Linked DNA regions of Homo sapiens: region 2 is linked to region 1. The links are chromatin loops, found by intact Hi-C in ENCODE. Cell type or tissue: heart left ventricle. All regions are shown on one strand. Each heading gives the region's core, and the rest is flanking DNA. Links, peaks and the distances in the headings are about the cores only.

What was found. A loop is a pair of places that touch in the nucleus more often than their neighbours do. Peaks named below come from ENCODE experiments on the same cell type or tissue, not always from the same donor. Only the 100,000 strongest peaks of a DNase experiment are listed, where the experiment ranks them.
Region 2: a loop joins it to region 1, with 2.0 times the contacts of the local background. A loop is called at or near these places in 4 of 110 quality-filtered maps.

What each region holds. Positions count from the first base shown.
Region 1 is chr3:15,918,025-15,930,836 of GRCh38, reverse strand. All of the region lies in intron 2 of LOC107986064 (a long non-coding RNA gene), which reads right to left. Among named protein-coding and RNA genes, the nearest start is that of MIR563, 51 kb to the right of the region's middle. In heart left ventricle, for the core only: no CTCF peak of the experiment used is centred there; no DNase peak of the experiment used is centred there.
Region 2 is chr3:15,871,141-15,883,952 of GRCh38, reverse strand. It overlaps LOC107986064 (a long non-coding RNA gene), which reads right to left. Exons shown (of 10, transcript XR_007095831.1): 2 at 9,842-9,966. It overlaps MIR563 (microRNA 563), which reads right to left and starts at 10,182; the gene lies at 10,104-10,182. It also overlaps the pseudogene IMPDH1P8. In heart left ventricle, for the core only: no CTCF peak of the experiment used is centred there; a DNase peak (open chromatin) is centred at 5,952.

The DNA.
Region 1 (12,812 bases), core at 3,643-8,642:
TTGTATACCAATAATCATCATAATGACTCAATGCAGAAGAGATGTTTTAACACTTAGAGCTTTATAGACTGTATATCCTTGTTCATTGTTACAGAGAAATATGACACAAGGTATGTTTCATAGGATAAATTCTGTAAGGTAAAGAAATGGAAATACAAATCCAAGGAGAAGAAAGAATGATGTAAAATTTAAGAAGAGCTTGTTCTGCTACTTCTAAAAAGATGATGAAATCATTTGGTGTATAGATTCCATTAGAAACATTTCTTACACGATATATAAAATGTCAATACATTAAGAAGAGCTTGTTGTATTTTTTAAAAAAAGGATGAATATATATCAAATTAGTATGTAGATTCCACTGGAAACATTTTTAAAATATGAGGGGCTTGTTTTGAGATGCCAATACTTGTTGTAACAGGGAATTTCTTTACAATTACTTAAACTTATGATAAAAATTTTTAGATGTCAGCATAAAAACTGTGAGCAGTGCATAGCTATTTCAGATTTCCTTTAGAAGTCCATGAGCAAAACATAAACGTTTGAAGACCTCAGGTCTGAAAGCTTTTTCTCTGTCTTTCAAGACACATCAGGGCACAGAGTCATCTGGTCAGTGATGAAGCCCTCTGTTACCTCTCAGCAGGCAGAGCTAACCCCCTGTGACCTCATGCCCCCAACTCTGCTGGAGACCTGACTCCAATCTCACACCATCATCCTGCAGGGTAATTAGCTCTGCCTTTTCTTTTTGTCATCTCTAGCACCTCCTTATCCCTGCCATAAAGGGCAAACTCAATGAATGCTGGAGGAAAGATAAAGGATGGATAAATGGATGAACGCATAGGTATCTGCATGCTGCACAGAGAGACTCCAGACTTTGTAGCCAGCTATTCCGAGTTATTCTGAGCAAAAACACTCTGAGGGTTAAACAACAAGCTCTTCAAGACTCTTACTCCAAGGTTTCTCTCTATATAACTACATTTCAGCAGACTATCACTGCCTGATGTTCATATCATACAGTACAGGGTATACCTGTGATATAGTTTGGATATTTGTCCCCACCAAAATCTCATGTTGGACTGTAATCCCAGTGCTGAAGTTGGGGCCTGGTGGGAGGTGTCTGGGTCATGGGGGCAGATCCCTCATGGCTTAGTGCTGACCTGGGATCATGAGTGAGTTCTCATGAGACCTTGTTGTAAAGTATGGCATCTCCCCTCCCTGCCACTCTCTCTCTTGCTCCTGCCTTTACCATGTGAAGTGCCTGCTCCCGCTTCACCTTCTGCCATGAGTAAAAGCTCCCTGAGGCCTTCCCAGAAGCCGAGCAGATGCCAGTGCCAAGCTTATTATACAGCCTGCGAACCATGAGCCAATTAAACTTTTTTTTTGAGGGGGCGGGTAGGGGGAAGACAGAGTCTCACTCTGTCACCCAGGCTGGAATGCAGTGGTGTGATCTCGGCTCACTGCAACCTCTGCCTCCCAGGTTCAAGTGATTCTCCTGCCTCAGCATCCCAAGTAGCTAGGATTACAGCATGCTCCACTATGCCCAGCTAATTTTTGTATTTTTAGTAGAGACAGGGTTTCACCATGTTGGCCAGGCTAGTCTCAAACTCCTGGCCTCAAGTGATCCACCCGCCTCAGCCTCCCAAAGTGCTGGGATTACAGGCATGAGTCACTGCACCCAGCCATAAACCTTGTTTCTTTATAAATTACCTAGCCCAAGTATTTATTTATAGTAACACAAGAATGGCCTAATACAACCTGGCTATGAAGAGTCAATGTCACAGCAGAACATTTCCCTCAGCCTTCAGAAGGGCATCTTCTATTTGGTTATCTTGATTTTATAGATCAGAATTTTATTTGCTTTTTAAATAATTGATTCTACCCTTATTATATGTTATTTATTTATTTGATTTCCTTTTTTGTTTTTGTTTTTGGTAGAGGAAAGCAGAAGGAATGAGAAAGGGTTATAGAGAAGATAAAAGTGAATATTTGGCTGGTATCTTCAAAAGATATTGCTTCTTTGGGTTATTACCTATATAGCCATTCATTCCAGTCATCTTCTCATCTCTTATCTCCATTTTTCTTCCTCATTTCATACTTACAACAGTGTATAAAATGTATAAAGTATTAACAATAACAATATGAACCCCCCAGATATAAGCAAGAACGATAATGATATCAGTTCTTTTGAAATCCCCTCTATGCCCCTCCTCTGTGCCATTCTCCTGCCTTCTCTTCTCCCAAAAGTAATTTTGTTTTATCATCCCATTACTTTTGCCACACATCTTAAACAATAAATGGTTCCATTTTACCTGTTTTTACACTTTATATAAATGTTACATTGTATATATTTTCTGTAAGGATTTTTTCACCCGGCATTTTGTTTGAAAGACTCATTCATATTGATACACATAGCTGAAGTTCATTCACTTTCAGTGAAGCAAGGTATTCATTGAATAAGTATAGCAAAAATTATCCATTCTCCTATCAATAGGCTTCTAAATTGTTTCTTATTGTTTTGTTACTACAAAAAAAAAGTTATTATGACCATTTTTGCCCATGGCTCATGTTACACATGGGCAAGAGTTGGTCTAAGGGGTCTGTGTGTGTGCATGCATGCATTTGTGCATGTACACACACATCCCTAGGAATTGCTGGCTCATGGAACATATTATGCCTATACTCAACTTGATTACACAATACCAAATTACTTTCAAAAGTGGTTGAAATAATTTATACTCCCACCAACAGTGTATAAGAGTTTCTGTTATTCCACAGCTTCACCAACATTTTTTTTTTTAATATCTTATCAGCTTGGTGTGTGGCTCACGATTGTAATCCCAGCACTTTGGGAGGTCAAGGCCAATGGATCACCTGAAGTCAGGGATTCGAGACCAGGCTGGCCAACATGGTGAAAACCCGTCTCTACTAAAAACACAAAAATTAGCTGGGTGTGGTGGCACACACCTGTAATCTCAGCTACTCAGGAGGCTGAAACAGGAGAATCGCTTGAACCCAGGAGATGGAGGTTGCAGTGAGCTGAGATTGCACCACTGCACTCCAGCCTGGGTGACAGAGTGAGACTCCATCTCAAGAAAGGAAAAAAAAATTATCAATTTTAGGGATATAAAGTAGTCTGTCATCCTGGTTTAACATGCATTGTCCTAATTATAAATGAGCTTCAGCATGTTTGCCTATTGTTTATTGGACATCCTTGGTTCTCTTCTGTGCAATGCCCTTTGTGTATTTTTTCTACTGACTTTTTCTTATTGACTTTTAATATATTTGTTGTATATGATACATGCACGTGTTATAAAATGTATCTATGTATCATGTATAAAAAACTATATATAAGCCAGGTGTGGTGGCTCACGCCTGTAATTCCAACACTTTGGGAGGCAGAGGTGGGTGGAGCACCTGAGGTCAGGAGTTCGAGACCAGCCTGGCCAACATAGTGAAACCCAGTCTCTACTAAAAATACACAAAAAATTAGCTGGGCAAGGTGGTGTGTGCCTGTAATCCCAGCTACTTGGGAGGCTGAGACAGGAGAATCGCTTGAACCCAGGAGGTGGAGGATGCAGTGAGCCAAGATCTCGCCACTGCACTCCAGCCTGGGTGACAGAGTAAGACTTTATCTCAAAAAAAAGAAAAAAAATATATATATATATAATAAAATATAATTTTTTTCTGGGTAAAATTCCTTTGTTATATGTTTTGCATATTTCTTCTCCCAGATCATAGCCTGACTTTCACATTCTTTCTGCCAGCTTTCAATAAACACAAGTTCTTGATTTTAATAGAGCTAAATTTGACAATACTTTCCTTCATGTTTTGCACTTTTTGTTCTTTGTTTAGGAAACTATTTCCTACACTGACGTCAGACACATATTCTCTTATATTTTCTTCTAAAATTCTGAAGTTTTGTTTTTCACACTCAGGTTATTTGATTTACCTAGAATTGATTATTGGTAAGGTGTAAGATAGGACCAATTTTTTCATATGGACATCTGATTTTCTTAACATCAATTATTTAATGGGCCCTCTTTTTCCACCAATCTACAATGCCAGATCTATTGCATATAAAGTTCCCATTTCATGTATGGGGCTGCTTCTGGGAATCTATTCTGCTCCACTGGTTTAATTTTTTTTTCATCCCTCTTTCCTACAGTTTCTTTCCAGGTGTGCTTCAATCAATGTATGGAAGTCATACCTTTATTCCTATGTTGGCTTAGAGTTTTTAGGGATATCTGATAACTCTTTATATACCTCATACAATTGAAGTAAAGTAATCAAACAGGATATATAAAGTGCTTAGTAAAGTGCCCGGCACAGAGTAGCCTCAATAAACTGTAATTATCATTATCATGACACCTTATAGTGTTCATAATTTACTTGCTTTAACATTACAGAGGCCAGATTCCTCAAAATAAATTATTTGAGCATCTTCAGGAAGGAGCCAGCCATGTAGCATAAATTGCCTGCTTTATTCAGCAAAACTAATTAAAAGAAAAGAGGAGTTAGGTCATAAAATATGTGTGTGCATTATCAGGAAGAATATGAAATGGCCAGGAAGAGTAGAGGTTTCTATGTTCACATGGTATTTGCTTGAAAGGAGAAGTATTCTCTCACTTGTTTATCTTGCTTATTTTTATGAGGGAGGAGGAGCAATGACTTAGAATTGACAGGAGACTGATTTTTACAAAATGCTCCTAGACTCCATGGCAAATATGAAAAGGGAAAATGAGCAAATTGTACTCCCAAGTGCTACAAGTTAGTGTGTACTGAAAGGGAGACCTGCCTGAATTTCAATTAAGGTGAAGAATGTTTTACATGTACCAGACACATTTTAAAGCATTTTAGGTGCATCATGTCAATTCATCTTTGTCAACAAATATCTTTAATTTACAGATGAAGAAAATAAAACATAGAGTTACACAACCAGTAAGTGGGAGTCTGCCAAACTCCAAGCCCACACACTTAAGTTTATATTATACTGGAAGCTTATATGATAGCACAGATAATTGGTCTTATCATAGAATAACTAATTTCTACTATCTAATTTCAAGAACACTTATTGAATGGCCACAATGTAAGCACCTCACTACTCATTGTGACCCCAAATTAAATCGGAGTCAGTTCCTGCCCTTGAGTTGTGCACAATCTTAAAATGTGCCTGAGAGTTATCCACTTCTCCACCTCTGCTGCTCACTCTAGTCCAAGGAACCATCATTCCTCACTCACAACTCTATAGAGCAGAGTTTCAGAGTAAAATCCTATCCTCTTACCATGGCCTGCAAAGCCCCACAAGATCTAGTCCCTGTCTGTCTCCAACTTTCCTTTCTGCTCTATTATGCTCCTCCTCCCTCCACACAGACCACTTCTCCAGTCCTCAGGACTCCAGGCTGCCTTCTTCCTGGGAAGCTTATCCCACGCTTCCCATCCTTTGGATATCAGCTTAAATGTTACCTCCTCAGGGGAGGCTTTTCCAACCACTTATTTCAGTTGGGTCCACTTACCCAACCCACTTTCCCAAGTCAGCACATCCTGGGTTTCCTTACAACACTGTCAACGTTTTATATATTAATACATTTTTTATTTTCTGTCTTCCTCAATGGAAGGTAAACTCGAGGACAAAAACATGTTTAGCTAATTACACTATTTTATGTCCCACTTAACCTCTGTGCCTGCATACAGTGGGTGGTGAATAAATATTTGTTGAATGAATGAATCAATCAATCAAGTGAGGGAAAAAGTCAACAAACAATTACAACACAGGTGTTAACCATAATGGTTACCATTTCTCAAATGCCCCCAATGAGCCATGCAATGTATCACACATTTAAAATGTTCATTTATTTATTTATTTAAGACAGAGTCTCACTCCATCACTCAGGCTTGAGTGCAGAGGCATGACCTAGGCTCACTGCAATCTCTGCCTCTCAGGTTCAAGCGATTGTTGTGCCTCAACCTCCCCAGTAGGTGGAATTACAGGCACATACCACCACTCCCAGCTAATTTTTGTATCTTTAGTAGAGATGGGGTTTTGCCATGTTGGCCAGGCTGGTCTTGAACTCCTGACCTTAAATGATCCACCCACCCTGGCCTCCCAAAGTGTTGGGATTACAGGTGTGAGCCACTGTGCCTGGCTGAAATTTTCATTTATTGAGTTCCTATAATGATCCAAAAGCTTCACTAGACCTTAGAAGTATCATCTTTTGTTTCCACAAGAACTCTGCAAAGTAAATACCATCATACTCATTATTACAGATGAGAGCTCTGAGGCCCAGAGAAGTAACATGATTTATAAAGGCTACTTCACCAGAAAGTGGCAAAGCCAAGATGCAAACAGAGCAGTCTTACTACAAAGACCACATTTTTGCCCTATATCACATTGTCTCTCTAAAATTTGGTAACTTACAAAATACATTGGCTAAGATCAAATCCTTGCATCTCCATCATGCTATTCTAACCAACGAATAAAGAATCAGCTGTAACCAAGAGATATTCAAAGTGTTCTAGAACACCCTATACGCACTTAATGAAATATAATCACGTGTTAGTGTGTTTAAGTATATGAAGCATTTAGTGTTGTGCCAAATACAAGACAAGTGGCTACTACACTCAACAGGTGGTTACTATAACTGAGAGATACATGCTCAAGGTGGTCAATGGCAAGGACTTTGGAGCCAGGCTAAATCTGAATTTGAATTCTGGTCTCTCCAACTTACTAGTTATATGACCTTGGGTAAATTGCCTCACATCTTCAAGCCTCAATTTCTTTATAAGTTTGCTGTAAAAACTAAATGCATTTTAAATGCATTCAATTAATTAAACTCATACATGATAAACACCAATAATCAATAATTTTCATTGCTGTTAGCTGTTGAAGTATCATAGAAGGCATGCTTAACTCCCCTTGGTGCAGCTGCCTACTGTGCTACCTGATGTTAGTACCTCTGTATTTCAGGGTTCACACAAAGCATTGTGGTCAATGACATCAATGGCATGACGTCATTGAACTCAAACAACCACACCCTCCACTAGAGAGAGCTCCAAGGGACAGTTATTCAAGTCAGCACTGGAGAACACCACCAACTTTTTATTCTCTTGAAGCCTTGTCTCTTATTTATCTAAGATCCATGCAGACGTAGTTCAGTACAAGTCCTCTTGTTTAGCAAAGTGGAGAAATGTAGTTTGTCAGAAGAATTTTTTTTTTTTTTTTGAGACAGAGTCTCACTCTGTCACTCAGGCTGGAGTGCGGTGGCGTGATCTCAGCTCACTGCAACCTCCGCCTCCCAGGTTCAAGCAATTTTCCTGCCTCAGCCTTTTGAGTAGCTGGGCTTACAGATGCATGCCACCACACCTGGCTAATTTTTGTATTTTTAGTAAAGACGGAGTTTCACCATGTTGGTCAGGCTGGTCTGGAACACCTGACCTCGTGATCTGCCCCTCTCGGCCTCCCAAAGTGCTGGGATTACAGGAGTGAGCCACTGCACCCAGCCGTCAACAGAACTTTTAAAACTAAATTCAAAAAAAGTTAATTGGAAAAAATGAGGAAATCGTAAAAAAGAATATGTTTAATATTTTAGTCTGCAGCATTTAACTGTACCTTAATTGCCTTTTTTTTTTTTGAGACAGAGTTTTGCTCTTGTTGCCCAGGCTGGAATGCAATGGTGTGATCTCAGCTCACCGCAACCTCCACCTCTCGGGTTCAAGCAATTCCCCTGTCTCAGCCTCCCGAGTAGCTGGGATTACAGGCATGCGCCACCATACGTGGTTAATTTTGTATTTTTAGTAGAGACAGGTTTTCTCCATGTTGGTCAGGCTGGTCTCGAACTTCTGACCTCAGGTGATCTCCCTCCTTGGCCTCCCAAAGTGCTGGGATTATAGGCGTAAGCCACCGCGCCTGGCCTTAATTGACAATTTTTAAATATAGGGCTAAGGCCTTTTCTTTAAAATTGACCTCATTTCTCTTACATAAAGCCCACCAATAAGGTATCATCTAAAATTTCCAGTTATTGAAATTCTTTAAAGTGGATCAAGAATATAAAGACCTTTGTGAAACAACTTCAGAGCAGAATTCCTCCAGATTTTTACAATTCTTGCCACAATCACCATTGTCTCACTTACATATTATTCAATAGCAACTTCATTTTATATATATATTTACTTTTTGAGGCAGGGTCTCGCTCTGTCACCCAGGCTGGAGTGCAGTACCACAATCTCGGCTCACTGCAACCTCCACCTCCTGGGCTCAAGCAGTCCTCCCACCTCAGCCTCCCAAGTAGCTGGGACCACAGGCGCAAGCCACCACGCCCAGCTAATTTTCATATTTTTTTTATAGAGATGGAGTTTCGCCATGTTGCCCAGGCTGGTCTCAAACTCCTGAGCTCAAGTGATCCTCCTGCCTCAGCCTCTCAAAGTGCTAGGATTATAAGCATGAGCCAAGGCACCCAGGCTGCAACTTCATTTTAATCAAAACACTTTTGTCAAGTCTTTTCATAGCATCCAACTTAATTTTCATAAAAGGAAGAACTCATTTTTTGCACCTATTATTTAATTGGTTGGCCTAGTATTTTATTTAGCTGTATAATTATAAAATAGTACAACTGGCATAAGCAGGTTTGGGAACGAACTCAACTGACTCTAGGAAGAAAGCACATAACATAATTGGTCAGAGCAGAAGTGCTGAGCATAGAAGAGACTGGACTATCAGAAGATTTTAGGGATGTGGATATTCATCAGTATATTTTACAGAGAAAACAGCACATCTGCTAAACTGGCTAGTCTTCTTTCAGAATGTCTTCTTCTTCATTATCAATTCTAGAGTATGGGTTGCAAATTGGTGGTTTCATTTGGACAATGTGGTGTATTAAAACTTTTTGAGTCTGTTGCCAACACTCGAAAATTGGCAGATATACTAACACTGTTAGATCCCTTCCACCCTCTTTGACGTATGCTTTCACTAGAAGCATTGGAAGAGGCAGTAAATATTGTCTCCTATAAATTAAACACTATTGTAATAATTCCCCAAGTGGGGGTCAGTTAAAAGGACACATTGCATAAACATTCTTTTTTTCCCCCTTCAAATCATGTCTTGTGTAACTGATTGGATTAAGCTCTCTTAGATATAGTCACAATCCTCTCTTGCCTTCCTGAGACTACACTCACCTCTTTAGCCACCCAATGAACAATCATAAGTCAGGAAGAGTTCCTTTTAGATTATAACAAGCTCATTCTATAGATCCAAGTTTGGGACTCACTTTGCTGCAGCCATCATGTACTGCTCCCAGGAACTGCTCTAAGGATCAAATGAAACTGTATGTGAAAACACTGTGTAAACTCGAAAAGCCCTGATCTTACAATGAAGTCAATTTTGTATGTATTTATCACACCATCCCAATAGATTTTGGGTTCCTTGAGGATATGAATAAAATCACAACTATATATGTATGCTGGTATAAAGCCAGCCTCAGTATTGACCACATAGTGAGGATCCAGGTTACATGGGGATTGATCCTGTATGGATATACACAAATATTCTTTGTTGTCCTTATCTGCCAGGTACAAGCATGCACAGGGCAGAGGATCCCATCAATTCTGACTGTCCCATAGGTCTGGGAGCATTGTGAGTGCCCAAGAAAATAATGAATTTTACAAGATTCTCCACTCCAGAAAGAAACATTCTGGTGGCGGCTTCTGGGAATTATCAGTGATGACAATGGAGATTGACAAGGAAAATGAGCATGTGGTTTTGTCTGGGAGGAGTAACACTTTCACATAAAACCAAAGTGCTTTTTTAATATATATATACATTTTTATTTGCTCTCTTCCTATTCTATAAAAAGTCTTTTAAAAATAATTGAATATATTTTTTACAGGCAAAGTTTCTGTTTTTTTCAGGAAGGAAAGAAACTTGCCATTACTTACTTATTTTCCCTGGTCACTGGCAATACCTTTATGATATTTTTTTTCTTTTCTCCTTCTGTCACTTTTCTTTTGTTAAGGGGCAGGGGATAAAAGAATAAAATAAGGATGTGTCTGTTATAAGATAAAAAGAAGCTTAGTTCTTGAAGTCCCAAAGGAGGCCAGAGCAAGTCTTAGTCTAGGCTCAAATATCCTAAAGCAATGATTCTCAAACTTTAACCTGCATCAGAATCTCCTGGAGGGCTTGTTAAAACACAGGCTGCTGGACTCTGTCTCCATAATTTCTAATTCAGTAGGTCTGGGATGAGGCCCCATGAATTTGCATTTCCACCAAGTTCCCAGCTCATGCCATAGGTCCAAGGATCATACTTCCAGAATCACTGCCTTAAGCTCTAGAATGCTATTTCAGCTACCAAATATGAACACTTACAATATACCACACTCTATGCTGAGTGTACTGAGATGGGTGAGACTCAGTTCATGCCCTTGAGGAGCTCATAGTCTAGGTGGGGAAACAAACATACACACACATGAATATATTTATTTGTTGAGAACAGATAAGTAAACACAGCATCGGTGTTCTTTCTCTGGACCTCAGTTTCCCTCCTCATATCCCAGGCCTCTACTAGTGCCATTCATTCTACTCACTGTTTCAGCAGGAGAGCTGTTCCCAGATTATAGTTGATAAGGAACCTTGAGGGATATGTGGATGGAGAAGCCTGCAGCCATTTTTATTAAAATACCAATGCAGCTAGCTGCCTTTGCGGCCAGGAAAGCACTAAGGAAAGATCCAAGAGGGCATAGATACAAGTCAGCAGCACCTTGATGGGGAAGACTGAGTGGGTTGGCCAGGGATTACTTCCTTACTCCATCTCAAAACCCCCAATCTTTATCTCTTCATGTGTAAATGTCACTCTTTATTTAAGGTTTGGCTTAGATGCCCACCATTTCTGTGAAGCTTTTCACAACCTTCTACCCTCCACTGTCCTCAGTGACACCCCAACTCTGAACAGTTATAGCATTTGATTCTTGCCTTGTCTGTGGCACTGCTTCTTCCAGCTTTACCTCTGGCTATGAGTTCCACTTTTTCGCAGAATTCTTCACTGCACATAGCACTGCATCTGACACAGCACTCAATACACGTCAAAGAGTTAAAGAGTAAGTAAACAGAGAGTTGATACTACAGAAACTATTTCAACTCCCAAATTCACAATGTGATAGTGGGAAAAAACAAGCAAAAGGGAAGTTGGGATAGAAAGAGATCAGAAATGGCCAGTTCCAGAATTTGTCTGGAGGCTAGATAGAAGTAATTCCAGGTTTGCCAGGGGTTATGATTAGCCAGTGGAAGGTTATAGGAATTCTAGGATCCATTTATCCATCCATTCATTATTTAGTTTTTCCTTTGTTCGCTAGTATGCCAAGTGTGGCTCCCTTGGGCAGTATCTGTTCTCATCCCAAACCTTCCTGAAAACAGAACTCAGCATTTGATGGATCCCTCAAAACAGATCCACAATGTGTTAACAAAATAGCAATTTACTGAAGATTTTCGTGAAGGGAAGGGAAAGGGGATTGACTTCATACACCACAAAGCAAAGACTTCTCAGATTCCTCATTAGTTATCTTGGTTCCCTTCAGAATCCTCTTCGGTCAGCCCTCTCAGCTCTTATCATGTCTTCCCTAATAGCCTCTGAAATCCTGTCTGCTGTCCCTGGTACTTCAGCTCTTTTCAAATTGCGGCAATCCACTCTGCAAAATGGAAGGCTAAGAGTTGGCCCAACTGTTACAGGTAGGCATGAGCCAGGCAGGAGCGGGCTCTCTCCCCTGATCTACTAGAAATGTCAGGTGATGGTTCGGCCATTATCACATTGCCTCTCTAAAAGTGATAAATTGGCAGCCAGTGCCAGGGAGGGGCCATTTCTTGATGGTTCACACCTGTTAACATGAAAGGCTTAATTAAAGGCAGACCCCCGGGAGAAGCATCTTCCTGCGCATGCACATTAACAGGCGAAAATGGCAAAGTATGATTGTCTGGGAACACTCCACAGGAAAAAGGAAGAAAGCCTCAGACGGGCACATGTTCAGCCTTCTAAACTCACTGCACATGCTCACTTCCCAAGGGTAAGGAGGGCTCTGCACATGTGAGCAGCCCACCATGAGGGAAGAATCATGGGAAAGAGGCAAGCCTATAAAAGTCCTAGGACCGTGGTTAAAGGGGGCAGTTGACCTTCTCTCTCTCTTTAACCTTTACATGCCCTCTTAGATCTCTTCCAAGTGAACTTTCCTTTCTTTCTTGTTCTAAGGCCTTTTAAATAAACTTCCACTTTTGCTCTGGAACTTGTCTCAGTCTCTTTTTCCATCTTATGCCCCTCAGTCGAATTCTTTCTTCTGAGTAGGCAAGAATTGAAGTTGCTGCAGACCCATACGGATTCGCCGCCAGGGTAAATCAGATCTCTCCCACAGGGGTAATATAACCACGATCATCTTTGTTTCTCTGAGTATGTCCCTTTGGGAGCCCCACATTCAGTGTATACAAATGTAGAAACTCTTGTTAGCCAGCTTCCAAGCTGCTGTCAATGATCATGCCCTGAGGTGGTCCCTTTCCATAAAGAATTAGAGCTGGCCCCATGTGACAAATAGAATCAGGTAGAAGTAGACTGTGTAACTCTAGAGTTAGATCCAAATGTCCTTGAAACATCCACTGTGTTCTGTGGGAGCACCTGCTTTTGCAGCTCTGAATTGTGACATGAGACGTCCAACTCACCTGAGGCTATCGCCCTGGAAAGACTACACAAGAAACCTCACAGAGTGGCCCTGAGACTACACGAAGAGAGAGTGAGAGGCCCAACTAGCCCTTGGCTGTGCCAGCCTCAGCCATTTCCATCATCCCAGCT
Region 2 (12,812 bases), core at 3,324-8,323, 47 kb after region 1:
GGACATTGATGCTGTGTCTGAGATCTGTAGAAAAAAAGGCCTGATTATGGATAACCCATTTACCATGTGATTATTACACATTGCATGCCAGTACCAAAGCATCTCATATACTCCATAAATATATACACCTTCTATATACTCACAAAATTAAAAAAATAAAAATAAAAAATGTCCTGATTAACTATGTCTGACCTAGTGAAGGTAGGAGAAGTGGGAGTGGCTATTGTTGGTACGTATTAGTATATGTTCTAGTTTTTACCAATCAATTCATGCTCCCGTGATGGAAAGTCTAATTTCTAGGATTGAAAAACTGCTTTGTGAACATGGATATAAAAGATGTTTGCTATATAATTTTTATGGCTCATATTACTGAGTTATCTTCACAATATAAATACAAATGACACAGAAATAAGAAATGATGATTTGTGGTTCTGAACACCCACTGCCCTGTTCAGACCTGGAGGAAAAATGGTCAGTTTTTTTCTCCTACCCACCCTCCATTTTATATGTGCCTTACAGATCAGTGTGAAAAGAAATATAATACAGGTCACGAATGTGAGCTACATAGGTTACATTTTCTAGTAGCCACATTTTAAAAAGTTAAAAGAAATAGACACAAGTTTTTGCAAAAATTGTATCATACAGATTTTTTTTTTTTTTTTTTTTTTGAGACGGAGTCTGGTTCCGTCTCCCAGGCTGGAGTGCAGTAGGGCGATCTCGGCTCACTGCAACCTCCACCTCCCCGATTCACGGGACTCTCCTGTCTCAGCCTCCTGAGTAGCTGGGACTACAGTCACGCACCATGCCTGGATAATTTCTGTATTTTGAGTAGGAACGGTTTCACCTTCTTAGCCAGGCTGGTCTCAAAACTCCTGACCTCAGGTGATCTGCCCACCCTGGCCTCCCAAAGTGCTAGGATTACAGGCATGAGCCACTGTGCCCGCCACCACGCCTGGCCTCATACAGCTTTATTATCCATTATCCCTAATCTAGGTATTCTCACTCTCAGAGAATAACTTTTATACTTAGCTATTGGCCTTGGATTTCTTGGGTTAAGGATTGGTATCTCAGAGAAGGATACTGGAGACCTCCATAAGTCTCTAGTCTGCACTTGCTCCTGAGTGGCAGACAGCAGCTATCCAGTTTAGTGTTTGCGGTTCTCTCTGTGAAGCACTGGTTTCTCCACAACGACTGTTCTGCCAGGCCTCCAGCCAAGCTAAACTTTTTTTTTTTTAACCTTAGATGCTCTCAAAATTTCCTCTGTAATCAGCCTTTTTTTTTTTAAACTTGGCTAAAGGACAGGCTTCTTTCTCCTTCTTTAAACTAAATTTATGGAACAATTACTAGTTTTCTCTAAACCAGTGATTCTCTAACATGAGCAAGTATTAACATTACCTGGAAGGCTTATTAAAACATAGGTCACTGGTTCAGCTCCACAGTTGCAGAATCAGTAGGTCTGGAGTGGAGCTTGAGCAGTTGCATTAGCCAGTTTCCTGGGAATGGTGATGCTGCTGATCCAGGGATCACACTTTGAGAACCACTGATATAGGTCATTCATTTTGGTTCAGAGAAGAGATAACAGGTATTTGAAAATGAAAGAAGTTTGTAACCTAAAAAGCATCAGATTACATCTTCCCTCCAAAATAAGCTATACCCAGTCTGCTGGTATTCTTTCCCCAGAATCAGCATCTTAACAGGCTCTAACATCCCCTTTCAAGATTTCTCCTCCCATCTCCTGCTAGGGGAAGAGCAACCAGGCCCTTTCTATGTCCTTTCAAAGACCTCAATTATAGCCCTGTTATTCCATGGTACTGTAAGCATCTGGGCTTGCATGTTGACAGTTGTGTGCTGCAGGGCTGCAGACTCCTGTTAGCTCGCAGCACCATTTCCTAATACCAGCAGCTCTAAAAGTAGTCACTCAAAAAACAAGTCTTAAGGCTGGGCATGGTGTCTCACGCCTATAATTCTAGCACTTTGGAGGCCAAAACAGAAGGATGGTTTGAGCCTAGGAGTTTGAGACCAGCCTGGGTAACATAGTGAGACCCTGTCTCTACAAAAACATAATAAAATTAGCTGGACATGGTGGCACATGTCTGTAGTCCTAGCTACTTGGAAGGCTGAGGTGCAAGGACTACTTGAGCCAAGAAGCTGGAAGGTCAAGGCTGCAGTGAGCTGTGACTGTGCCACTGCACTCCAACCTGGGTGACAGAGTGAGACCCTGTCTCAAAAAAAAAAAAAAAAGAAGAACATGTTGATTGAGTGAATGAATGATGATACATGTTTGGAAGAGGAGAAAGACTATTCATGGTAATTAAAACTGTAAAACTTTTACTAAGAGACAAAAGTGACACTGGAATTTTTTTTTTTTTAAAAGCCCAAAACAAAGCAAAATAACAAAAACGCTTTGTCTTCTGAAAATTCATTATAACTTCAAAATCACTGACATGATGTCAATCACAGACAGTTCCAAATACTCATCGTGGTTTTACAGATATAACTTCCATTTTATATAGATGGGGTTTACTTGGAGTAATAGATGTACGGTATGATACTGTGAAGAAAATGAATTCAGTGCCCTTAAAATGCTGGGTCTCAGAGGCTTTCCTTTTTACTTTAACTTTTCGTTTTGAAAAATTTCAAATACACTTGGCCCTCTGTATCCATGGGTTCTGCTTTTGTGTAGATTCAACCATGAATGGAAAATATTTGATCCTAATACAAAGAAATAACAAATGTTTGAGGTGATGGATATGCTAATTATCCTGATTTGATCATTACACATTGTATACATGTATCAAAATATCACACTGTATCCCATAAATATGTATGATTCTTGTGTGTCAATTAAAATAATAAAAACAAAAAAATGGAAACTTTTTAAAATATTCAAAAAACAATAAAAATAATATAACAAAAACAATACAAATTAAAAAACAATGCAGTATAACAACTACCTATATAGCATTTACATTGTATAAGGTATTATAAGTAATCTAGAGATAATTGAGTATACCAGAGGATGTGCATAGGTTAAATAATACTAGTTTATATAAGAGACTTGAGCATCCACAAATTATGGTATCAGCAGGGGGTCCTGGAACCAATCCCCCATGGATACCAAGGGATGACTCTATATACAAAAGTAAAGAAGACAATAGAATGAACTTTAATGAACCAATCATCCAGATTCATTAATTACCAACTCACGGCCAATCCTGTTTTATCCGTAACTTCACTAATTCATCTAATTATTTTTTAGCAATTCCTAGTGTAATATCATTTCATCCATTAAAAACTTCAGTGTGTGTCTAATATATAAAGCTTCTTTTAAAAATATAACCATACTATCATTATCATACCTAAATAATAATTCCTTAATAGCATTGTATGTCTAACCAGTGTTTAAATTTCCCTGTCTCAAACTTTTTCAGTTTATTTATTCAAATTGGAAAACAAATTGGTTCATAAATTGCAATTGGTTAGAATGCCCCTTAAGTTCCTCTTTTTAATCACAAGGTTCCCATTCCATCCCTTTTTGTTTTCTTTAAATTTTACTTGTAGGAGAAACTAGGTTATTTGTGCTATAGTTTCCCACAGTCTAGAGTTCTAGAGCTTTTGTTTTCTGTTTGTTTGTTTGTTTGTTTGTTTTTGTTTTTGGTAGAGGCGTTGAGACCTGCTTGATTTATTCCAATTATTTAATACACAATGACACAACTGTGATCCCAAAGTATGCAAAGTTAAAGCCTTCAACAGCGGCTGAGGAGAAGGCAGGAATGGTACACCTGGGGATGGTGGTGAGTCAGGAATGACAGGCAGGTGGCCATGACCAGGGCAGCCTCCTCCCCAGGGCCAGGGACAGGGGAGCTGCCTGAGGAGCAGGACCCAAGGGTAGCCCAGGGCCAGGGAAGGGGGCAGAGACCACTCCTTGGTCTAGGTCAGGAGCTAAGAAGTGCCACATGGCTGAGGGGGCAGCGGCCCGGGAAGGGCCAGAGGCAGGGCCAGGAGAGCACCATTTCCTGGGGGGCTGGGGGCAGGGAGGTGCTCTACAGGAGAAGCCAGGAGGGGCTGCCTGCCCCCCAGGGTGGGGGCCGGGCTGGAGCAGGCTGCAGCAAGAAAGACCTGAGGCAGGCACCTGAGACCCTGGCTGGCTGGGCTCAGGGGGCTCCCAGGGCAGCCTGGCCCAGGGAAAAGTCCTGACTGCAGGGGATGCTGAGCGAGGGGCTGCAGACCCCTCAGGACCTCCCCTCCTCTCTCGCTGGAAAGGAGCTGGGGAACCTGTAGTGCAAATCTGTGGACCACTCAGTTATGGAGGGAGGCAGTGCCCGAAGGTGGACACTGGGGTGCACCCCCTCCACCACCTCGACCTCCACCGCTGTCCTTAGTACAGCCGCTTCTCCTAAGAATGCAGGCCGTGGACGCCACCCTTGATCTGGGCCAATATGGTCCACTTCTCAAACTTGAGCTCCCCTGAGTACATCATGGACCAAAGGGCAGACAGGCTGTGGGCCCTGCTATCCTGGCAGCCTTGCTGGATGTCCACTATGAGGTAGGACACGAAGTTTTGAATGGACCCTTTGTCCTGGATGGAGTTTGAGACATCCTGCGCGATCTTCACCTTATCCCCCTCGCCGAAGTATCGTTTCTGGCTGCTGCTGCTCTTCCCCATGGCATCCAGCGAGCCCATGCCACGGTACTTCTTGAGCCACACCCCATCTGAGAAGAAGTACTCACCGGGGGCCTCCATGGTGGCAGCCAACAGGGAGCCCGTCATCACTGTGGAGGCTCCAAGGGCCAGGGCCTTGACCATGTGCTCCACGATCTGGATGCCACCATTGAATATGATGGGCACACCAAAGTGCCAGGCATACTCGGCCACCTTGTACATAGCAGTGCCCTGGGGCCGACCACAGGCCATCACTTCCTGGGTGATGCAGATAGAGCCACAGCCCGTGCCCACTAGCAGCCCATCCACACCAGCGTCAGGTTCTTGGCCTGGGCTGCTGTCACCATGTTCCCCCCAGTCACCTGGAGGTGGGGGTACTTTTGTTTGATGTAATGCACCATGGTGATCTGATGTGCCGAGTTCCCTGGGACGAGTCCAAGACTATACGTTGAGACCCGCCTGGAAGAGCAGGTCCAGGCAGTATTTGTCATCCTCACGGGTGCCCACAGCTGCCCTGCACAGCAGCTGCTTGTGGGAATCCTTGGAGGCCAGAGGGTAGTCTCTGTTCTTCTTCAGGTCGGAGTGGGTGATGATGGCCACCAGTTAATCGCGATCATTGACGATAGGCAGCTTCCCTTTCTCGCTACACTTAGGATCTCTTTTGCCTCTTTCAACGTCACACCTGCTGGAGCCACCACCAGCTCAATCCTTGGCGTCATCACCTCACTGAGGAGGGTGGTGTTGTCCTTCTCAGCAAGAAAGTCAGTGTCTCGGGAGGTGACGATGCCCACCAGCTTGGTGCCCGTCTAGTGATGGGGATGCCAGAGAAGCCATGCCGCATCTTGGCCTCCAGCACATCACCCACAGTGCGCGAGGGGCTCAGCACCACGGGGTCCGTGATGAAGCCCTGTTCAAACTTCTTGATCTTCTGTACCTCCTTGGCCTGGAACTCTGCGGTACAGTTGTGGTGAATGAAACCAATAGGTCCCATCAGAGCCATCGCGATGGCCATGTCAGCCTCTGTCACAGTGTCCATAGGGGAGGAGATCAGCGGCGTCTTCAGCGTGACCTTCTGGGTCAGGGCTGAGGTCAGGTCCACCTCATCAGCTATGAAGTCTATGAATCCTGGAAGAATCAGGAAGTCGTTGTGGGTGAGGCCGTCAGCGCCGACGAAGAGCTGGGGCACAGTGAGCCCATCCCTGGGCACGTAGCCGGTGCTGCTGGTGATCAGGTAGTCCGCCATGCTGCTGCCAGACCCCGAGACCCGACAAAAACACCCACGCGGCCGCCCGCTGCTGCTACTGCTGCTGATGCTGATGCTGCACCGCGGCCACGCTGCTGCCGCGGGCTGGGCAGGCCAGGGGCGGGGACAGTCTAGAGTTTTAAGATTATATTTCTGTGTTATCATTTACCCCATCCACTCCCTCCCCTTAAGGTAATAACTTCTTTTAAAGCTTTTTTTTTGTTTGTTTTTTGTTTTTGAGACAGAGTCTCGCGGTCACACAGTCTGGAGTGCAATGGTACAATCTCAGCTCACTGCAACTTCCACCTCCCGCGTTCAAGCGATTCTCCTTACCTCAGCCTGCCAAGTAGCTAGGATTACAGGCGCCCGCCACCACGCCTGGCTAATTTTTGTATTTTTAGTGGAGATGGGGTTTCACCATGTTGGCCAGGCTGGTCTCAAACTCCTGACCTCAGGTGATCCATCCGCCTCAGCCTCCCAAAGTGCTGGGATTACAGGTGTGGGTCACCACGCCCGGCCTAAAGTTTTTATATTTTATCTTTTCTTTAAAAAATAAGTTACACGGCCGGGTACGGTAGCTCACGTCTGTAATCACAGCACTTTGGGAGGCTGAGGCGGGCGGGTCACGCTATCAGGAAATCGAGACCATCCTGGCCAACATGGTGAAACCCCGTCTCTACTAAAAATACAAAAAATTAGCCAGGAGTGGTGGTGCGTGCCTGTAGTCCCAACTACTCAGGAGGCTGAGGCAGGGGAATCGCTTGAACCCAGAAGGTGGAGATTGCAATGAGCCGAGATCGCACCACTGCACTCCAGCCTGGTGACAGAGCCAGATTCAGTATCAAAAAAAAAAAAAAAAAAAAAAAAGTTAAACAATGGCATATCATACCATACATAATTTTCTGTGCCTGCTTTTTTTCATTCAACTTTATACCTTGGTGATTACTCTACGGCAGTTTACAGAGGTGTTCCTCATTCCTTTTCTATAGCTGCATATTACTTCATCATGTAGATGTTACATAACATATTCAACGAGTCCCCTGCTGATATACATTTGAATTGTTTAAAGTTTGTTGCCATTTTAGGTAGTATTGCAATGAATAGCCAATATGTCTCTTTGTGTTTTTGCCAGAGTATCTTTGGGATAGAATCCTAGAAGGAAGACTGCTGGGACAAAATATAATTGCATCATAATTTTGCTACAAATTGCAGAAGTGCTTCTTTTAAATGCAATGTATTTCTGGAAGTTTTATCATAAAAGAAATCCTGAAACAGATCCTATTTCAGTTATCTACTGCTATATAACAAATCACCCCCAAAAGTATGGCTTAAAACAAATCACCCCCAAAAGTATTATTTGTCATGATTGTGCAACTAAGGTGGGACTCCTCAAGAATGGCTTGTCTGTGCTTCATGGGGTGGCTGCTTCGTGACTCCTGAGGAAGCTGGGATAGTTTCGCTAGAGCTAGAGAATACAAGATGGCTTTATTCACATGTTTTGCACCTCACTTGCAGTGGCTGGAATAGTTGGGTGCTAGCTAGGCTTCTCTCTCTCCATGTGGTCTTACATCATCCAGAAGGCCAAGCTTCTTAAACATGGTGCCCAAATCTCAAGACAGCAAAACTGGAAGTTGGAAGGCCTCTTAAGGTCCAGGTCCCAAAGTTAGATTAACATCACTTCTACTGAATTCTATTAGCCAAAGCTAGTCACATGGCCATCTATATTCAAGTGGGGAGGAAACAGACTCCATCTCTTGTTGGGAAGAGCAATGTACATATACAAAGATGAACGAAATTGTTGATGGTCATCTTTGCAGACAATCTACCACAGATCCCAACTACATACATGCATTCTACAGACCATAAATATATGTCCTATTCTTACCTACTTGAGCATCAGCAGAACCTGTGGGAAGATTCCATGAAGGTGATATGAAGTGAAACACTTCTGCATATGGTGGTGTTAAAAGGGGACCAAAAGTGGAGGTTATGTCTACCAAGGAAAAGGGTAAAAGTCTTGCTTTTAGGCAGGGCACTTTATCATCTGTCTAGACAACTATAAACAGCTTTTATATTCCTTCATTCTATTTGCGTTTATTCAAGAATACTGTTTCAGACTGCAAGAGTACAGTGATGAACATAACAGACAAAATCCTAGCTCTTGTGGTATTTACATTCCAAATGGGGAAATACAGAACATGATAAGGGATAGAAAGACATGTAAGAATATCCTGTCCTTGAGGAAATTATAATGTTGTTGAAAGCGGGGGTGATAGGCAATCATTGCCTAGTTAGAGATAACAAGAAGACAAATACAAACTTTGTATAAATAGAGATAAACAGACACATATTAGAGCATCTGCTCTGCATAAGTAGCTACACCACCAGGAAGAAAGTCTGCAAAGGTCCAGAAAGTAACGAGGAAGAAGAGTTAGGAGAAGGAGGGATCACTGTGGCCTGGGAGAGTCAGGGAAGACTTAGGATGAGAGAGAGGCATAGTGGAACCAGAATCTTTCTTTGTGTATCTGATGACATACTGGCAAGTCCCAGGGGCTGCTGTGTGATTAGAGCTTCTCACCAGGATAGCTTCCTTCTAAGATGGCCTCCCACTACTTGCTGAGAGAGGAAGACAAAGTGGGTTTTTAAAACTGGCTGATTTGCCTGGTAAATAATGTACTTCTAGTCTATAGAATACTGTATTTTTCAAAGGCAAAAATATTCAAGGCTTAGTCCTTGCTGCTCATATCAACATGCTCTCCCTTGATGAGCTCACTCAGTCTTGTAGCTTTACATAGCATCTAAATGCCAATGACTCACAGGAGGATAATATCTTCAGTTCTGACATCTTGCCATACTCATATATCAACCATTTTATCTACATATCCATTTGGAGATCTAACAGGCACTGTAAGCTTCACATGGACAAAACCAACTGCTTGATTTTCCCTAGAAAAACTCTGCTCCTCTCCCAGTTTCCCTGTTAGTGGCACTACTACCACCAAATTACTCAGACCAAAGCAATGGAGTCTTTCTTGTTTTTTCTCTCACTCCGTATCCAATCAATCAGCTGTCGAACAACAGTTGAAGAACAACAGCTGAACGATCCTGTTTGTTCTATCTTTTGAATGTATCTCTCAAACTCCTAGCCTCAAGTTATCCTCCCACCTGGGCCTCCCAAAGCACCACCACACACAGCCTACTAGAATATATCTCAAACTCAATTACTGCTCAATACTTCTTCCCCTGCACCAGCCCATTATCAACACTCATCTCCTAACTGATCTCTTGCTTCTTCTCATGCTATTCTCACTCTATTCCCTACAAAACTGTCTGGGTAAACTTTTAAAGATAAAAATAAGGTCATTTAAAATCCCTGACTAAAATTCTTTAGAGAAAAAAGGAAATAAAATTAGAGGAAGAAAACATGACCAGAAAAGAAAGAAAGGAAAAAAAAACCTATAGTGGCTTATCACAGTAATTAAATTAAAATTCAAACTTCTACCCTTACAACTTTCCAGCCACACTGACCTTCCTTATGTTTCTTAAACATGCTGAATTTGTTGCTTCCTTGGGAATTTTACATTGCTCTTCCCCAGATCTTTGGCTGAAAATTCCTTATTTTCTACTTCTCAGCTCTCAGGGCATCTTACAGATACCTTTTCTGACTGTCCTACCTAAAGAAGTCCACAGCCAAAACTCACTAACCAAGGCACAGTGGATAATTGATAAATATAACAGACAAGGTCCTAACTCTTGTGGTACTTATTTTCTAAATGCGGGGAATGCAAAACATGGTAAGAGACATCTTGTTACTCTGTTTTATATTCTTCATAATGTTGATCATGCTCTGAAAAAATATCTTATTTATTCATTTTCTTGTTTATGTCTATCTTTGCCATTCAGTATATATTAACAAAAGGAGATAGGACGCATACCTTAGCTCTCTTGCTCTCCACAAAGCCACTAGTCCTTACAGTAGTAGTACCCAGCATACAGTTGGATCTCAAAGCATCACTGAATATGCTTGTACATATTCAAAAATGTAGGAGTAACATCACAGCTATAAAGGAAAAATTCATTATAGTGGAAAAACTGTTAATGAACCCCTTTACCCAAATAATATCCTTCCCAACCTTGACATCTAATCCAACCCCAGAATTTTCTGATATCAAGGGTTAGTGGACCCATTCCTTATATTGGCTACCAGGGAAACGTATGTCAACCTAATTACATCAGAGCAACACACATTTCCTAGAGGGCAACACACTTCTTTGCTTCCTGTAAAAATGTATTCAAAGTTGTGTTAAACAACATTGTTACAGTTACAGATTCTTGTCGTATTTTCTTTGTTTCTTTGACATAAGCAATCATGACCTAGCTAGAACCAAATAGAGATAACGGAAAGACAAACAAAAATTTAGGAAAGTGGACAAACACCAACACAGATTAGGCCATCTGCTCTGCATTATATGATCTAACACAAACAACAATGAACCTGACTTTACATTCTGATGCTGGACAAATTATGTAGTCCTTTGTGGTTCATGTTCTTCTGTCTGTAAAATCTGGACAGTCGTGCTTATTTATTCTCCCCAATTTCCGTGTGAAATAGCTATTATTTTATTTCATAGAATTATGAAATGTTATGCCCTGCAGAAGCTTGAGAATCATCTCATCTGTATCCAAATGTGGAAACTGAGGCCTAATGAGGTTAACTGATTTACCCAGGCTCACAGCTAATTACTGACAAAGCTGGAACTTATAATAGAAATCGGATTTTCTGACCCTTAGGCAAGTGGTATTTCTGCCTCACCATACTGCAATGTTTGCCTTACTGTTTCGTTTTTGATGGAGGAGTATATTATCTTCCAATTAGCATGTAATCCTTGAGGATGTGGTAAGTTGTTCTCCCCACAGTAATTAGTTGGCCATATGTAAATAAATATTTATTAAATAAAGGAATAGTTTGCCATCAGTCAATGGCACCTGCCACCCCTCTATGTTGCAATCATCTACTGACCTTTCAGTCATTTCCTCTCATTCATTCAAAATTTTAGCATACAGGTCCCTGTCTCTCCACTGTGACTTGTTATTCTTGGTGACTTCAACAAGCACTAAATGATACATCTGACACTCTGGTCATTCAGTTTCTTGACTCCTCATCTCTAATGATCTTTTTCTCCACCCCACCTTAGCTACCCACTCCCATGCTCATATACTATTACTCTAAAACCTTGATTTTAGGCATTCCATTATTTGACTACCTCCTTCTATCTTCCTAGTTCACTTATTCTAATACACTCTAACTCTTCTTTAATCCTAGCAGGAACTCTGATCCTTTGGCCTCATCAATTTTTCATGGGGCTTCCTTTCCTCACTGTCCTTTTTATCCAGCCTAGATTCCATGGTCCATGACTGTATTCATACTAATTAAGGGTTTGTCAGTGTACAGCCCCTAAGGCCCTTACCACATTCTTTCTCCATCATACTGTCCTAAAAAAAAACTCCAATCTTGGTTAAAGCCAACTCTCTGCGTGACCTTTCCCTGCACTTAAGCATGAAATGAACCTGGATAAAACAATCGCAATTGTGTTGACTGGTTAAATTTATGATCACACACTATAGGAGTGTCTTCAGCAGTACCCAATAATTCTACATTTCCTTGGCCAACCCTCTCCTTCTCTTCTAGGCAGCTCTATCTCTCTTTAAACCATATACTCTTGATGCCCACTCCTAAATTTTACCTGATACCTTCATCTATTGATTTGCTAGGGAAAAAAATAAAAGTAAGCAAAAAAGAGGTACTAGAATCTTTTCCAATAATCTATCTTCCCCACCCCTCACCCTCTACCATTTAAAATGGATGAGGTGTCCAAGCTCTTACTAAAGGCTAAACTCTGTTGAGAGACAATTCTCTAAGAGTCTCTTAAATTTCCTTGTTCCAGACTATGTAATCAAGGATTGAATGTTTCATAGCCTTGGAAGATAGAGATAGTGTCTCCCTCTGGAACAAACAGCAAGAATGTTTACTGCTCAAAATAATAAAAACAATGTCTCTAGAGCAAAGGGCACACACCTTTATTGCCCAATATAAAAGATTCGGGTTCCCTAAGTTCAGAGTTCCTCACTTGTAATGCAACTCAATGCATATGCGGGTGTCATCTGGCCCTCTTCACATTGATCTGGGGAACTGGGGTGTAGGGAACTGGTGGTGTGAGAAATCAAAGCCTTTGTCTTTGACCCAGGAGTTTCCCATTTGCTGAGCCTCCATGAAATAGTGGCAGGCTAACTTGTTAGCTTACAAATACAGTAAAATCTCAGACCCTTCAGAGTTCCTGACATACTTTGCTTCTGAACTACATCTCATTCCCTCCTGCCTTCTCAAGGACTTTGTGCCTGCAGGTATCTACTCTCTCTTGCATCACCAACTTTTCCCCCTTTTACCTTTCAATTACTCCTCAGTCTATACATATAATATCTCCCATCTTAAAAGACAAAAACAACTTCCCTTAGGCTTTTCATCTCTCTCCCTACTACTCCAAATCACTGCTGTCCTTAATTTTAACAAAACCCCTTGGAAGAGTTGTCTGTATTCATTTTTTCCACTTCTTCACTTCTTATAATGAGTTCTGTTCCAAGTCATTCCAATTAGATTTTTATTTATGCTATTTTCCCAAAATCCTTCCTAAGGTTGTCAACAAACCACATGGCCTAATCCAATGGTCAATTCTCATTTTCTTTTATAGGAATTAGCAGCACTCAACCAGTTGACCACTCTGTCTCTATTGAAATACATTCTCTCTTGGTTTCTGGTTTCTCTTATCCCAGTCTTCTTTGCTGGCTCTTCCTACTCTATTGAGAAGATCACGTGGAGTTTTTTTGGTGCTTTATTCCTCCTTCATTCTT